Linked DNA regions of Homo sapiens: region 1 is linked to region 2. The links are chromatin contacts, found by Hi-C or POLR2A ChIA-PET in ENCODE. All regions are on one chromosome and are shown on one strand. The core of a region is the stretch at or near the end of the contact, and the rest is flanking DNA. Distances in the headings are between cores, read along the strand shown.

Evidence for each region. A loop is a pair of places that touch in the nucleus more often than their neighbours do. ChIA-PET counts read pairs that join two places held with the same protein, here RNA polymerase II (POLR2A).
Region 1: a map of gastrocnemius medialis shows a loop between it and region 2 (4-fold over the local background). The contact joins the enhancer-like site here to the promoter of COPS8 in region 2. A Hi-C loop is called at or near these places in 1 of 168 maps with a recorded cell type or tissue (gastrocnemius medialis). POLR2A ChIA-PET finds 5 or more read pairs at or near these places in 1 of 52 experiments (MCF 10A).

The regions. Positions count from the first base shown.
Region 1 is chr2:236,730,506-236,737,389 of GRCh38, reverse strand. LOC105373948 (a long non-coding RNA gene) reads left to right here. Exons shown (of 6, transcript XR_924022.2): 4 at 1,758-1,860; 5 at 4,838-5,123; 6 at 5,572-5,867. Among named protein-coding and RNA genes, the nearest start is that of ACKR3, 160 kb to the right of the region's middle. Within about 2 kb of position 4,914, at least 15 of the 41 ENCODE cell types and tissues checked have a DNase peak (open chromatin) inside an H3K27ac peak, as active enhancers do; they include gastrocnemius medialis, where a contact is called at or near this core.
Region 2 is chr2:237,079,672-237,087,138 of GRCh38, reverse strand. COPS8 (COP9 signalosome subunit 8) reads right to left here and starts at 1,250. Exons shown (of 8, transcript NM_006710.5): 1 at 1,097-1,250; 2 at 1-12. The coding sequence starts at 1,174. It overlaps COPS8-DT (COPS8 divergent transcript), which reads left to right and starts at 1,318. Exons shown (of 3, transcript NR_187934.1): 1 at 1,318-2,983. RefSeq lists enhancers at 415-1,309, 1,120-1,669, 1,310-2,204.

The DNA of each region.
Region 1 (6,884 bases), core at 3,665-6,164, 350 kb after region 2:
TTCATATGCATACCCTACAATTCACCCAATACACTTTTAAAGTGTACAGTTCAATGGGTTTTTGGCATATTTGCAGATAAGTTTCATCATCACCACCATTAATTTAGAGCACTTTCAACACCTCAAAAAGAAATCCTGAACCCTTCAATTATCAACACCTTACCCCTCTTAAGCAACCACTAACCTCTTTCTCTGGAGATTTGCCTATTCTGGACATTGCATATAAATGGAATCATGGAATATGCAGTCTTTAGTGACTGGCTTCTTTCACTTAGCATAATGCTTGCAAGGTTCATTCATACGGTAGATTTATCAGTACTTTATCCCTTTTTATGGCTGAATAGTATCCCATTGAATGGATATAACGTGCTTTATGTATCTATTCATCAGGTGTAGACATTTGGGTTTTTTATACTTTATGTCCATTATGAATAATGCTGTCATAACATTTATATACAAGTTTTTGTGTAGATCTGTTTTCATTTCTCTTGGATATAACACCCAGGAGTGGAATGAATGGGTCACATAGTAATTCTGTGTTTAATCATTTGAGGAACTTCCAGACTGTTTTTCAAAGTGGCTGCACCATTTTCTATTCCCTCCAGCAGTGTATGAGGGTTCCGATTTCTCCAGGTCTTTGCAAACACCTGTCACCATCTGACATATCGATGTGTTTTGAGTGATGTCCTAGGGATATCTAAGGATAGGAGAGTCCCACAGAACATGAGAAGTGAGCTCAGACTCCAAGGTGGGGATCACTATCCATAACTCACAGCCTTCCCTGCAGATTCCACCAGCCATATCCCATCGGTAGCTTCCCAGATTCCTACTGCCCATTCATCCCTTCCTCAGCTTCTTTCCTTGGATCCCAGTTCACGCTTTGGCGCTTCCTGCTTTTGAAAGCTCCTGTGTGTATCTGACTCTGGTCAGTCCTGACATTGCCCTCAACAGCACACTGCAGATGTGGGCACACACACACAGCCCACACGACTAACCAGCAAGGTGGGCTTCCCCCCAGCCACCCCCTGCCCTGCCACATACACACCCACCAGTGGAGAAGGCAGGAACAATGCTAAAACCCAGCAAATGCTTTCATCTGAACAGGCATCAGCTCTGTACTGGGCTGAGTCTGAGTGGATAGAAGAGGATGAGAGAAGAAAGTTGCAGGGCTCTGCTGACAAAGCACAGGTGAGACTTTCCATCCATGGTGATGTCAGCTGGTGGGGGCAAGGCAGGCGGGGCTCTCAGGCTGTATTCATTCCTGTTTAGCCACCTTGGTGAAAGTTCACGGATAATGCTGATTGAATTATTTTGCAAAAGGAATTCAAACTTTCTGGATTTTACTATCAACTTGAACTGTGTATCATGTTTCCCCTTTTAAAAAGCATTACTGCTGATAGGATTCTTTTAATGGAATTATCATTGACCTCTGGTTCAGTTAGACTGTTTGTATGAACTTTCAACAAAGTTACAAAGGAGCGTTGCCCGGCACCCTCACACGTGGCCCCACAGTGACCAGGGCCACCTGCAACCGGGCTGCCCTAGCAAAGGGAGGAATCTGGAAACAAAGAAAATGGTCCTAATCCTTGAGAAAATTGGACCACAGCCTTTCCCAAGGAATATCCTTCAGAGCAGTAATTCCATAGGCCGGCGATAGGTAGTGAGTAACCAAGAGCCCGGTGCTCAAGCAGGCGTATAAATCACTGATTAAACACAACTTAAGTAGGTTTATTTACAGCAGCTTTTTTTTCTTTTAGTTTTTAATACTACAATGTGAATTACGAATCTCCAGGAGGAGAATATAATATGCGCTGTTTCCGAAGCTCATCTGACTACAAACTGTGTTTTAAAGAATGTCTGGTAGGACTGCGTTTTCATGGAACACATTTTAACACTAAATTACATATTAGTAATACAAACTGGAGACAATGAAATTTCATGACACTTTCCAAATGAGAAGATAGAGTCTGTCCTTCTTGTGCTTGGATCTCAGCCTAGCTGCTCTGTTCTGCCTGTGTAGTGACTGTATAATATATAACATATTTGATGTAATTCTATTGCTTGAAGAATATTGATGCCCTGATTTTGTAAACTTCATAAGGCATCATTGTACAGATACAGCGTTTTGTGTCAAATACCATGCTTTGTAAAGAAACAAGTTTCTTCTCCATCATGCAGTTTAGAGTGTTCTTCCCCATTCCCGGGACTTCTGCAAATGCCATTCAGAGTGGGAACATAGGAAAGCAACATTGTCACCTCACGGTGCAATCACAGCCTTTAGGTGTCATTCCCAGGAGGGTAGGATGAGTAACTGACAAGAAACGTGAGAAGCTTCATTTTCTTAGTAGAGAGCAGCAGGCAAAGCTATGGCTCTCAATGCTAATTTTCTGGGTGGCCACAACAGACCAGTTCCCGTGGGTCCCAGCCTATCAGGAGAATGGCTTCCAGAGTTGACCAACCCACAGACATCCATGGGAAATGCATGGAAACCTGTCAAATTAATGAAATTGATAGATGACACAAAACTGGGAAGAAAGACCAATGTACTATGTGACTGTATTCGTTTCCTTGGATGTTGTAACAAAGTACCACAAAGGGGTAGCTCAAAGCAACGGAAATTTACGCTCCCACAGTTCCAGGTGACAGAAGTCTGAAATCAAGGTGTCTGCAGGGCCACCTCCCTCTGAAGGCTCTAGGGGAGGATCCTTTCCTGCCTCTTCCTGGTGTCTGGGGGCTGCCAGGAATCCTTGGCATTCCTTGTCTGGCAGCTCCATCACTCCAATTTCTGCCTCTGTCATCACGTGGTATCAACACCTCCTGAGTGTCTCTGTCTCTGTGTCCACACTTCCCTCTTATTTTTATTTTTTATTTTTTTGAGACGGAGTCTCACTCTGTTGCCCAGGCTGGAGTGCAGTGGCATGTTCTCGGCTCACTGCAAGCTCCGCCTCCTGGGTTCGAGCAATTCTCTGCCTCAGCCTCCCGAGTAGCTGGGATTACAGGTGCCCACCACCACGCCCAGCTAATTTTTGTATTTTTAGAAGAGACGGGGTTTCACCATCTTGGCCGGGCTGGTCTTGAACTCCTGACCTCGTGATCCACTCACCTCGGCCTCCCAAAGTGCTGGGATTATAGGCATGAGCCACCACGCCCAGCCCCATACTTCCCTCTTCTTATAAGGATACCAGTCATTGGAATAGGGCCCACCCTGTTCTGGTATAACCTCATCTTAACTTGATGACATCCACAAAGACCCTATTTCCAAATAAGGTCACATTCACAGGTACACAGTTGAAGGTGGAACATGTATTTTTGGGGGACATAACTCAGTACAATGACCAAGGGAAAGTCTAGAAACATCTTGATAACTGGAGCGAAGAATAAATGTAGAGAAAGACATTCAATAGTGATCATTAAAAAATGTGCACTTGGGTTCAGACATACACTTAAATGTGTACAGAGTGAAAAAGATGTGACTGAGAGAGGCATGCACGTGAGAAAACTTAGGCACCTTCACAGACTGCAGAGCTGCTAGGGACTGAGCCATCTCCTGCTGGTTAACGATGCCCTGAGCATGATGTCTGGATCACCTCAGCTCCATTACAGAAAATCCAAATCCAAAGTGCCAGGTTTAGCTACAAACACGAGGCCTTAAGGACACTAGTAGACTGAAGGAGGTTCAAAGAGCATGTCCAGGAAAAGTTCAAAATCCACCATACATGAGAAGCCATGGAAAGAAAAGATGGTGAGAAGCAGAAGGGGAAAACCCAAGACTTCAGGAGAACGAGAGAACCATCTTCAAATACTTACAGGGCAGCCGTACAGAGCAGGGTGTGGACCAATTTCCTGTGCCTGCAGATTTAGGGTCAATGACAACAGGGGGCTGTATGGGGGGCTTCAAAATACATTCCAATTTGGAGGCTGTTGAAATAGAAGAGCCTCATATGGGAATTCATGTAGAGAGGGCCTCCACGCCCAAAAGCCTGGCATTGTCCTTGATTCAGGAAAGAATAAAACTTGGAGACTGGAATTGGGAAGGCTTCCTGCCTTACTCAGAGAAGGCTCTCGGCACTGCTGTCTCACAATGCTGGACTCACGCCTTCCATCCCTGGGGCTCAGGGCTGCAAATTCAGCTGAAATAATGAGGACACTTTCCCCCAATCTGAAAAGTGGCAGGGGAGGAGGGAGTAAGGAGCCCAGGGAGAAGATTTCCAAATACATGCAAATACATGCACACAGAAATACATAAATAATAAGTTGTATCTGCCTGAAAGTTACCACCTACCTCTTATTTGTTGGACATATTGGGATTCTGGGTAAGATGTTGGTTTGTTGCTTACATTTTTAAAAAACCATTGAGTCCTAGAGAAATGAACTAAATCTAACCATATGCAGCACAGTAGGATATTAAATACGTGAATGAGAAAAATACTAAAAAGTGAATGAATGGGTTAGGGAGTAAGAGAGTGAGGGAATCCCTTCCTCTGCAGGTTGCGATGGTCCCATCGTGCACCTGAAGATGGCAACTAAAGAGAAAAGGTGTCGTTTGAATCTCTGGGCCCACATAGAACCTGCCCAAAGCAACGTGGGGCTAAAGTGTTCCCTGCCATGAACTCTGGCTTAGACAGGTGGACTCCCAGGAAGGGAGGCCAGGTAACCACCAGGAAGTCACTAGCCACTTTGAGTCACTGGCTGCCACATAAGACATCCTTGGGTAGACTTCAGTGCATTTAAGGCTGGAAACTTACTCTCATGCATTATTTCTTGTAATGTCATTTACTTGTTCTCTTTAAACTTTTTTAACTCTCTGCCCCTTTCCCTCTTGTGGCATCTCTTCCAGGCAATGCAACAGAGCTTCTATTTCCTGGCAGATGGACCATGAGCCTGGGCCAGAGAATCTGGTGCTGAGCTGCTGCAGTCAGCTGAGCTGCTTACGTAACCTGAAGGCTCTCCTGGGAGGACCATGCTGTGAAAGGCAGCTCTGGTTTGCTTCCCCTCAGATAATGTTTATATGGCCTTTTGGTCAGAGAAGAAGCAAAGATAATCCCCCTGACCCTCAGGTTGAGGAGACACAGATCGGCCTTTGCTGAGGGTAGCACAGCAAATGAGGATGCATCTCCCAGCAGGTGACGTGCCCGGTCCTGTGACTCATGCCCTTTATCCCAGTAAGTGATCTGGCTCTGGTAAAGTGCCCTAGGGAGCCTTGCCTGGACAAGGAGCACCTCGTGATAGTCTGCCCTGTGCAACCCGCTGCTGTTTCTGACGAGGTTAAGCTGGATTCAAATGCTAGGTGACAGGACCTTGCCTTGCACGATGGTTTCTTACCCCACAATATTCATCTCAGGGGTGAGCAGGCTAGCAACATTCTTGGATGACATGGCCATTCTGGTGAGATGGTAAATGCCTGGGGCCTGGACTCTGAAGATCTTCACGAGGTCACTCCCGCATGACTGTCCTGAATAGGCAAAGCAGTCTGCCTGATGTAGCCACCCCACTTTCTAGGGTCAATGACCCATCTGCGGCTCCCAGCCTGGGAGTCCTAGATGCTTAGATTAGGTTCTTTTTCTCTCTTAGGGTCAAATGCAAACAAAAATGCTGTGAGACGCAGGACATCAGGGGCATCCCAGGGCCTGAATATTCTTACTCTGACCAGAGCCGGCTCCGGGCAGCTGTCAGCCATGCCTTAAAAATCAGAAGTCTGCACACTTTTTCCGTAAAGGGCCAGGTATTAAATCTTTCAGGTTCATGGGCCACATGTGGTCTCAGATGCAACTACCCAGCACTGCCATTGTGGCATGGAAGCAGCCATAGAGACTTTGTAAATGAATGGGCACGGTGGCATTCCAATAAAACTTCATTTACAAAAACAAGCCATGGGCTGGATTTGGACTATGAGTTATACTTTGCCAACACCTGGTTTAAATTAAATCTGAACTTCCCTCGGAGGTGGACATATTCCCCCTTCTAAGTTCTCTCTTTTTTTTTTTTTTTTTTTTGAGACAGAGGCTTGCTCTGTCACCCAGGATGGAGTGCAGTGGCAAAATCTCAGCTCACTGCAAATTCTGCCTCCCAAGTTCAAGAGATTCTCCTGCCTCTTGAGTAGCTGGGATTACAGGCACCCGCAACCATGCCTGGCTGATTTTTGTATTTTTACTAGAGACAGGGTTTCACCATGTTGGCCAGGCTGGTCTCAAACTCCTGACCTCAAGTGATCCGCCCGCCTCAGCCTCCCAAAGTGCTGGGATTACAGGCGTGAGCCACGGTGCCTGGCCTTGCCTTCCATTACTAACCACTTGCCTGAAATGCTATTGAAATACACCTCTTAGTGGGTGTTTGGATTTGTGGTGCACAGGGGCTGCCAGATCGAATACAGGACACCCAATTAAAATTGAATTTCAGAGAAACAGCCCAGTGGCTATTTTTAGTTTAAGTGTGTCCCTTATACTAAAACACTATTGGTTATGTATCTGAAATTCACATTTAACTGGGCTCCTATCTTTGTAATTTGCTGAATCTGTCAGCCCTGGGTGCATTAACTCTGGCTTGGGAGGTTGTGTGCAGCCAGCACAGGGACTGAAAGGGCCTGAGGATGACCCGGGGGACTTGTTCTCTCTTAGGAAGCCTCAGCGCAGATTTAGCAGGACCAATAATGGGAAGGAAGAATTGTCAAGGTGGGAGAGTGGCTGGGCATACAGCTCCTGTGACTTCACGGGACAGTGCCCGGGGATGTGAGCCAGGCCACCGAGCTGAGCTGGCAGCCCCAGGTGACCCAGAGAACTCCAGCCGGCCTGCTGTGACCCCAGCCTTCCCTGCCGCAGAGAGAAGCCAGGTCCGTCTTCCAGACTCACAGTCCACCAGCAGTTTCTGAGGTCAAAGATTGTAATCTC
Region 2 (7,467 bases), core at 1-2,500:
TCCTCCAGGGGCCTAGAAGGCCAAAAATGAAAACAAAACAAAACAACACAAAATTTTAAAAACCTCATTTACCCTTTAACTTTCATTTTTAAAATAATATTTTATAAATGCTAATTTTAAAAGTAAGCCTTTTTAGTCTAAGACTATAAGTAATCTTATAGTCCTATTATAGATTTAGAAACAGCTTAGAGAAGTATCAAACACGAAAATTCTGAGTATTAAGTTTATATTCGTCATCAGCTTTGATTTATCTCCCTTTGGGCTTCAGTTTCTTTATACATTCAAGAATATGTAAGTGGATCCCCTTCCCCAGTTCTCAAATTCCCATTTAAATGATCTTACTATTATAAGAAACAAATTCGACAGATTCCTGAAGCATTCTGATTCTGCCCATTACATCAAGCGTCCTGAATAAGAGACAGAAAATCACCACAGCTGCGTTGCAAAGACAATTCTTTCCATTTTAACTCAACTGGAAAGTATCTATTATCTATTAGTGAGCTGCTGCTTCTGGATGTTGTCTCCTTTATTTAATTTTAAAACTAATGATATAAACCCTTTTTAAGTGTCTAAGAAAAACATTAACTTTAACAGCTGCATAACTTTCATCTGTCTTACTGAAGACAAAATGGCAAGCTAACTTGACAACATTACGAGAAAGGCTTTGTGAGTTAAAAAAAGGTTACAATGGTCACATTTTTCTTGGTGTGCGTGTGAGTTGCGGTGTGTGTGTTAGTGTGTGTGTGTATACCAAGATCTTTAATAAAACCCACTTTACTACCCTCTCCCAACCCGATACTGGGAAGGAAAGATGCCTAATTAATATGAGCTCATCGGTAGGTGCTGGAGCAAAGACGCACAGGGTTTTCGGGCTCACAAGCTGAAGACACATAACAAAAAGGTCCCGGCGAGTTCGGGGAGACCGGGCCCGGTCGGAGCAGGTTGCGGCGGTCAGGGATCCACACGTCCACCTCCCACGCCCGCCCCGTGAGCTCCCAAAGCCCGCTAGCCTCAGACCCCGTTACCCTGGAAACTGGTGCCGCCCCAGGGCCTAAGACTACTCCGCAGTTTCTCCCAGCGCGACGCAAAGGGTTACCTCGAGCTCCTGGTTCTCGCACTGATCCAGCAACTTTTTGAAACTAAAGGCGCTTTCCGCCATCACCGCCACTGGCATCTTCGCGGCCGGCCTCGCCGCTGCACCGTCCGGACAGCCAAACCCCAGACTGTCCCTCAGGCGTCGCGCCCGCGATGACGTTTAAAGCCGCCGTTGCCGCCGAGCGCCCCTGCGTACCAGACCGTCAGTTCCGGGGCGCCGTCAGACATCGCTGCGGCCGGGATAGGGCGCCGCCGTTCTGGCCGGCTTTCTCGGTGCCCTGGAGGACCTGGCCGGCTCCGCGGGAAGCTGTACTCAGAGCGCGCGGCCGCCCTCTGGCAGGGAGGAGTTCGTTGCACTTTTGAGGGTTCTTCACGAAGACATCCAATACATAGAAAACAAGTAACAGCAACAGTAACGAATTTTTAAATATTAAAATTGCTGGGGAACACGACGGATCCTGCAGCTGCTCGGCTGTCCCGGTCGTCAGTGACGCTAGGGCTCCGCACCGTACCCTGCATACCGTAGGTGCTCACGAAACGTTCGTGAGTTCCCTGCTCTGAGGAAACAAGCTTAAAAACTCAGAATCTAAGGTGTGAGTCTCCGCAAACCTGCTTGTTGGGCAGCGTCCCCCGCCCGGGCTAGCCCTGCACGCCCCACCCCGGAGCCACGCTTCTCCAGCCGGGACCCCTGCCTCCTTCCAGGCTATTCTCGGAACCGCAGCCAGAGGGAATTTTTTTTTCCTTTCCTGAAACGTAGAGCAGATCTGGTTACTCTTCTGCACAACGCCCTAAAATCTAGGGCCCTTCCCATCCCTCAGAATTTACATCTAATTCTCAGCTCCCCTCCGGCTTGCTGTAGCCATCCTGGCTTTTGTTTAGCACAGCACTTACTGTTAGTGACATTATATTGTATATTATTAACATATTTGTGTTTTACATCCCTCACTAGACCCCCAGGAAAGAGGCTTTGATGTGTTGCCTGCTGCAAGGCTGGCTGCATAATTTGTGGAGCTCAGAGAAAAGTGCGGAGCTTCCTTGTTCAAAAAACAGAAAGAAAGTGCCTCTGAGGTCATAAAATATAAAACTTTCTCTTTCCTCTCAGTTTCTCTCTTTTCATAGTGTTTTTATGTGTTATTTAATATCATTCCAAGAAAAATTTAGATTTAAATTGTTAGCATGAAGTTCACCATCCATCTTTACGTTGTGCAATGCCAGTTTTAAATACTAATATAAGTGCACTGATCTCATATGTGGAATCACAGAAATTATGCAATTTGTACTTCATAGCTTATACATGCATATAGATTTTGTTTTTACCAGAACCACGCTGGTAAAAACAGATGCTGCACAAAGTGAACTTGCCCGTTTTCATCGCACTTTACGTGCACGAATTCTACCTCTACTCTCGACCTGGGACTCACCGATGCGTAAGGAAGGACTGAAAAGCAAAAGAACTATGGACTGGCCTTTTGGCATGATCAGGTGTCTAATATAAAGAAGTGCATGAATAAGAAAATATATGATATGAGTGATGGTTAATACTGACTGTCAACTTGATTGGATTGAAGGATGCAAAGTATTGATCCTGGGTGTGTCTGTGAGGGTGTTGCCAAAGGAGATTAACATTTGAGTCAGTGGGCTGGGAAAGTTCGACCCACTGTTAATCTAGATGGACACCATCTAATCAGATGCCAGTGCAGCTAGAAATGTAAAGCAGACAGAAAAATGCGAAAAGAGAGACTGGCCTAGCCTGCCAGCCTACATCTTTCTCCCACGCTGGATGCTTCCTGCCCTCGAACATCAGACTCCAAGTTCTTCAGTTTGGGACTTGGACTGGCTCTCCTTGTTCCTCAGCTTGAAGACTGCCCATTGTGGGACTTGTGATCATGTGAGTTAATACTTAATAAACTCCTCTCTCTCTCTCTATATATATATATATAAATATATATATCCTATTAGTTCTGTCCCTCTAGAGAACCATGACTCATACAATATGGTTTCTTCATGCTTCTTAAGACACCATTGCCTTCTTTCTGCCTTCGAAACAAGTTTACTCTCTTAAGGGGAAAAGTGCGGCCTTTTGGGGTGTCAGCACCCAGCTCCCTCAGTTGTAGATACAGCACGAGTACCTTGTGCTCACTTTGAGTCTTGCTGGCCTCGCAACATCAGGGGTCCACAGGGAATTCAGTGTGCATGGTGCATTATGAATGCTGTATGGAACATCAGTGGCCACACGTAGAGGCCCGTTTCCCTGGCTCATGCTCCATTGTCTTAATGGACCTCACTTACAAACCACAAGTTTACAGATAAAATTATTAAGCATTTCAAGACAGAGACAGCCATCCTTGATTTTTTTTTTTTTTTTGGCGTAATCCACAACATCTCTGTGTGGAAATGATTGTTTAGTAATTCCCTGAATGAAATGTAAAGAAAAAAAAAAACACTTGTGTGTTCCTCAAGGAACTGCCAACATTAAATAGAAGGGCACATAAGTAGTTAGCAGAACTAGAGAGATCTTGGAGTAATAAAGCAACAGAGTTTCATCCACGGCTGCAAGGAAGAGAAGGACTGAGGGCAGTATGATTCTAAGATCACTTGACAGAACTATGAGGAGCAGGATTTTGAAGCTTGTAATAATGGTCTCTAACCCTTTTCGGGCAAAGAAATATTCAATAGAAGCCCTGCTTGGCTATTTGATCATTTAAAGGGAAAACTATAATGTGAACGCTTTGGCAGGTGCTTTGGGCCTCTAAGAGGTGGAAACCTACAAAGGTGGCTGTTTGCTGAATAGGAAATCCCGGTGAGGCTTTTGATACATATCACAGGTTAGAGGTGGAGATGGGGTGTCACTTAAAGGACTAAGCTGTTCTTTGGAAGGCCAGTACAGGAATTTGGGAGTTGGAGCCTGGATGCCAGAGAGGGTAGGAGGAGAGTCCTTGGGGGGCAGAGAGGAGTCTCTGGGAGCAGTTGGGGTCTAAGGTGAGACCCTGGCCTGGACACTGGGAACTCCAAGTGGCAGTGAAGCACTGAAGCGTCTTCAGGGCTGTGATGGTTGACATTCAGTTTTAAGTTGTCACTGTACTGTGCTGGAGCCACCTTTCCCCCCAGACTTTTGATAGTAAATGAGAGAAGTGAAGGGGGACAGGAAAGAGCAGTGTGGTGTAAAAGGCTGTCATCTCCGGAGGTGCGACTCAGAAGAGGGATCGAGACTGGGAAGAAGCAAGAAAGTCAATGAGAGGCACCCACAAGGACCCTCTGTTCCTGGAGATGCTGGCTTTGGAGTGGGAAGGACTGCGTTTCTCTCTGCTCTTGCAACGAGGGATGGGGTCAGCGTGCTGAAGGGAATCATGCACTCCGGAGGCTATAGGATGGGGGTCTCAGACCCATTACCACACCTGGTCTTCTCCTTGTGCAAACTGGCCCTTGTCCCATAACTCTTCTCTGGGAGAAGCACAGTGATTGAGGAGGTTGGAAATTGTACTAGGATGGCTGATGCAGTTTGGATGTTTGTCCCCTCCAAATCTCGTGTTGAAATGTGATCCCCAGTGTTGGAGGAGGACCTCATGGGAGGTGATTGGATCATGGAGATGGATCTTTCACGAATGGCTTAATGCCATCCACTTGGTGATGAGTGAGTTTTCACTCTAGCAGTTCACGTGATATCTGGTTGTTTAAAAGAGCACGATATCTCCTCCCTCTGTCTTGTTCCCTGTCTTGCCATGTGGCATGCCTGCTCCCCCTTCACCTTCTACCATAATTGGAAATTTACTGAGGTTTCCCAGAAGCAGAAGCCGGCACTATGCCTCCTGTACAGCCAACAGAATCATGAGCCAAAATAGACCTGTTTTCTCCATAAATTACCCAGTCTCAAGTATTTCTTTATAGTAACGCAAAAATGGACTAGCACAATGGCTAATTCAAAACTCTGAAATTTGACGTTTTTTGGTCCTATTTTCTGCCCTTTCAAAGTCTTCTTCTCCATTTGCTCCTGGGAACTATAGAGTCATTTATTATGAATAAGGTCCCTGAAGAAGTGATGTCACAAGGGCCTCAGGTGTGCTCCCGCCAGTTTCACACTGGTTGCCCATTTGCTTCGGGATCACAGTTTCCATGGCTGGGTCTAGGACCACATGATCTGTCTGATTCATGTCGTGAAGAAACCACAGCAAGCATTCATCAAGTGGCCCATCTCCCTTCCTGGGGCTCTTTGGCCCATGAACCTGCTCTTGAAGCTCTGGGATGTGGATGAGTCGGCCAGTGTGGGAGAAAGAGTGGGAGAGGAGAACGGATGATGAGCCCGGGTCACCTCTGTGCCCACAACACTCCCATTGTGTCGGTCTGGATTGTAGCAGGAAACATATGGAATACTCAGTGTATTCATCTGTTTTCACACTGCTGTAAAGAAATACCCAAGACTGGGTAATTTATAAAGGAAAGACGTTTGATTGACTCACAGTTCAACATGGCTGAGGAGGCCTCAGGAAACTTACAATCATGGCAGAAGGGGAATCAGGTACATCTTACATGGAGGCAGGTGAGAGAAGAGCAAAGGAGGAATTCTCAAACACTTATAAAACCGTCAGATCTCGGCCGGGCGCGGTGGCTCACGCCTGTAATCCCAGCACTTTGGGAGGCCAAGGTGGGCGGATCATGAGGTCAGGAGATCGAGACCATCCTGGCTAACATGATGAAATCCAAAAAAATACAAAATTGGCTGGGTGTGGTGGCACACACCTGTAGTCCCAGCTACTCAGGAGGCTGAGGCAGGAGAATCCCTGGAACCTGGGAGGTGGAGGTTGCAGTGAGCCAAGATCGCACCACTGCACTCCAGCCTGGGCAACAGAGTGAGACTCCATCTCAAAAACAAACACACACACACACAGAAAAACCCCGAAACCGTCAGATCTCATAAGAACTCACTATCATGAGAACAGCATGGGAGGAACTGCCCCCGTGATCCAATCACCTCCCTCCCTTGACACATGGGGATTACAATTCGAGATGAGATTTGGGTGGGGACACAGAGCCAAACCATATCTCAGATTGGGCAATTTGAGGAAAATTTAATAAAATGGCTATTTACAAAGGTATTGGCAAGATACTGGAAAACTACAAAGGATAGTACCCCAGGGCTCACAATAGTTGACATCATTACCACCCCTAGAGTTTAAAAAGTGCACGAAGGGGAGTTCCACTTCTGTGGAGACACTTCCCACTGAAACAACCATAGCTGGAGAAAATTTCTAAGAAAACTTAAAAGTTTCTGGAAATTATCTTAAAGGTATATAAAAAATGAAAAAAAAATTTATTCAATAAAATCTATCACAACTTGGTAAGAACAGAGAGAGTGTGTGGCATTTGAGCCATAATCTGCTCTTTCCAGCCCCGCACCTAGCTCAGCTTCATAGAAGCTCCACTGTGGGTGGATGTGGTCAAGAAGATGGGGCTCACTCTCCCTTCCTCTATCAAACAAGGGATAAGGTGTCTCACAAGAAGGCGAAGGTTGCAAGCATTTCTCATCCACTCCAACTCCAAGTTTAACGCTAAATTCTAGCTAACTGTGGCCAAGAGGCAGGAGGCTCCCTTCCTCCACCAAGCTCCCACTCATGGATGGAGACTATACACTAGGCATAACAGGTCTGGAATACAGGGGTCCTAATTGCCCTCACTCCAGCTTGCTTTCTGGGGTAAACATATATTCTGTGTCCAGTAGAAAAGCTGAGAAGATCAGAGGCTACCATTCCTGCCATGTGCCAGAGTAATGGCTCTGGCATCCAAAAACCAATCAGTGTAATAAGCCATATCAACAGAATAATGGATCAAAACACACGTTCATCTCAATAGATGCAGAATACATATATAAAACAAAATCCAACCTCCTTTTATAATAAAAACACTTACTGAACTAGGGAGAGAAGGGAACGTCTTCAAACTGACAAAAGACACCTATATAAAACCTGCAGTTAACATTACATTTAATGGTCAATGACTGATGGCTTTTCTCTATGATCAGGAGGAAGACAAGAATGTCAGCTTTTGCCATTTTTATTTAACAGTGTACTACAGGTTCTATCCAGTGCAATTAGGGAAGAAAAATAAATGGAAAGCATCCAAATTGGAAAGGAAGTAGTAAAGCTATATCTATTAAAGATGACATGATCTTGTATATAAGAAATTCATCAAAAAAGAAAAAAAAACAGGTAGAACTAATTGTGAAAGGAAAATAAATCTTGGTATCCTAAACTTACTAAGCCAAAGGGAAAAGTCAGGCTGGGAAGTGGGTCATGCAAGCCTGCCTCCCATTTTGGTTCCTAAATAAGATGGCTACACACGTGAAAAGCTACACACCTCCCCTGTGGGCCCCAAGATCTT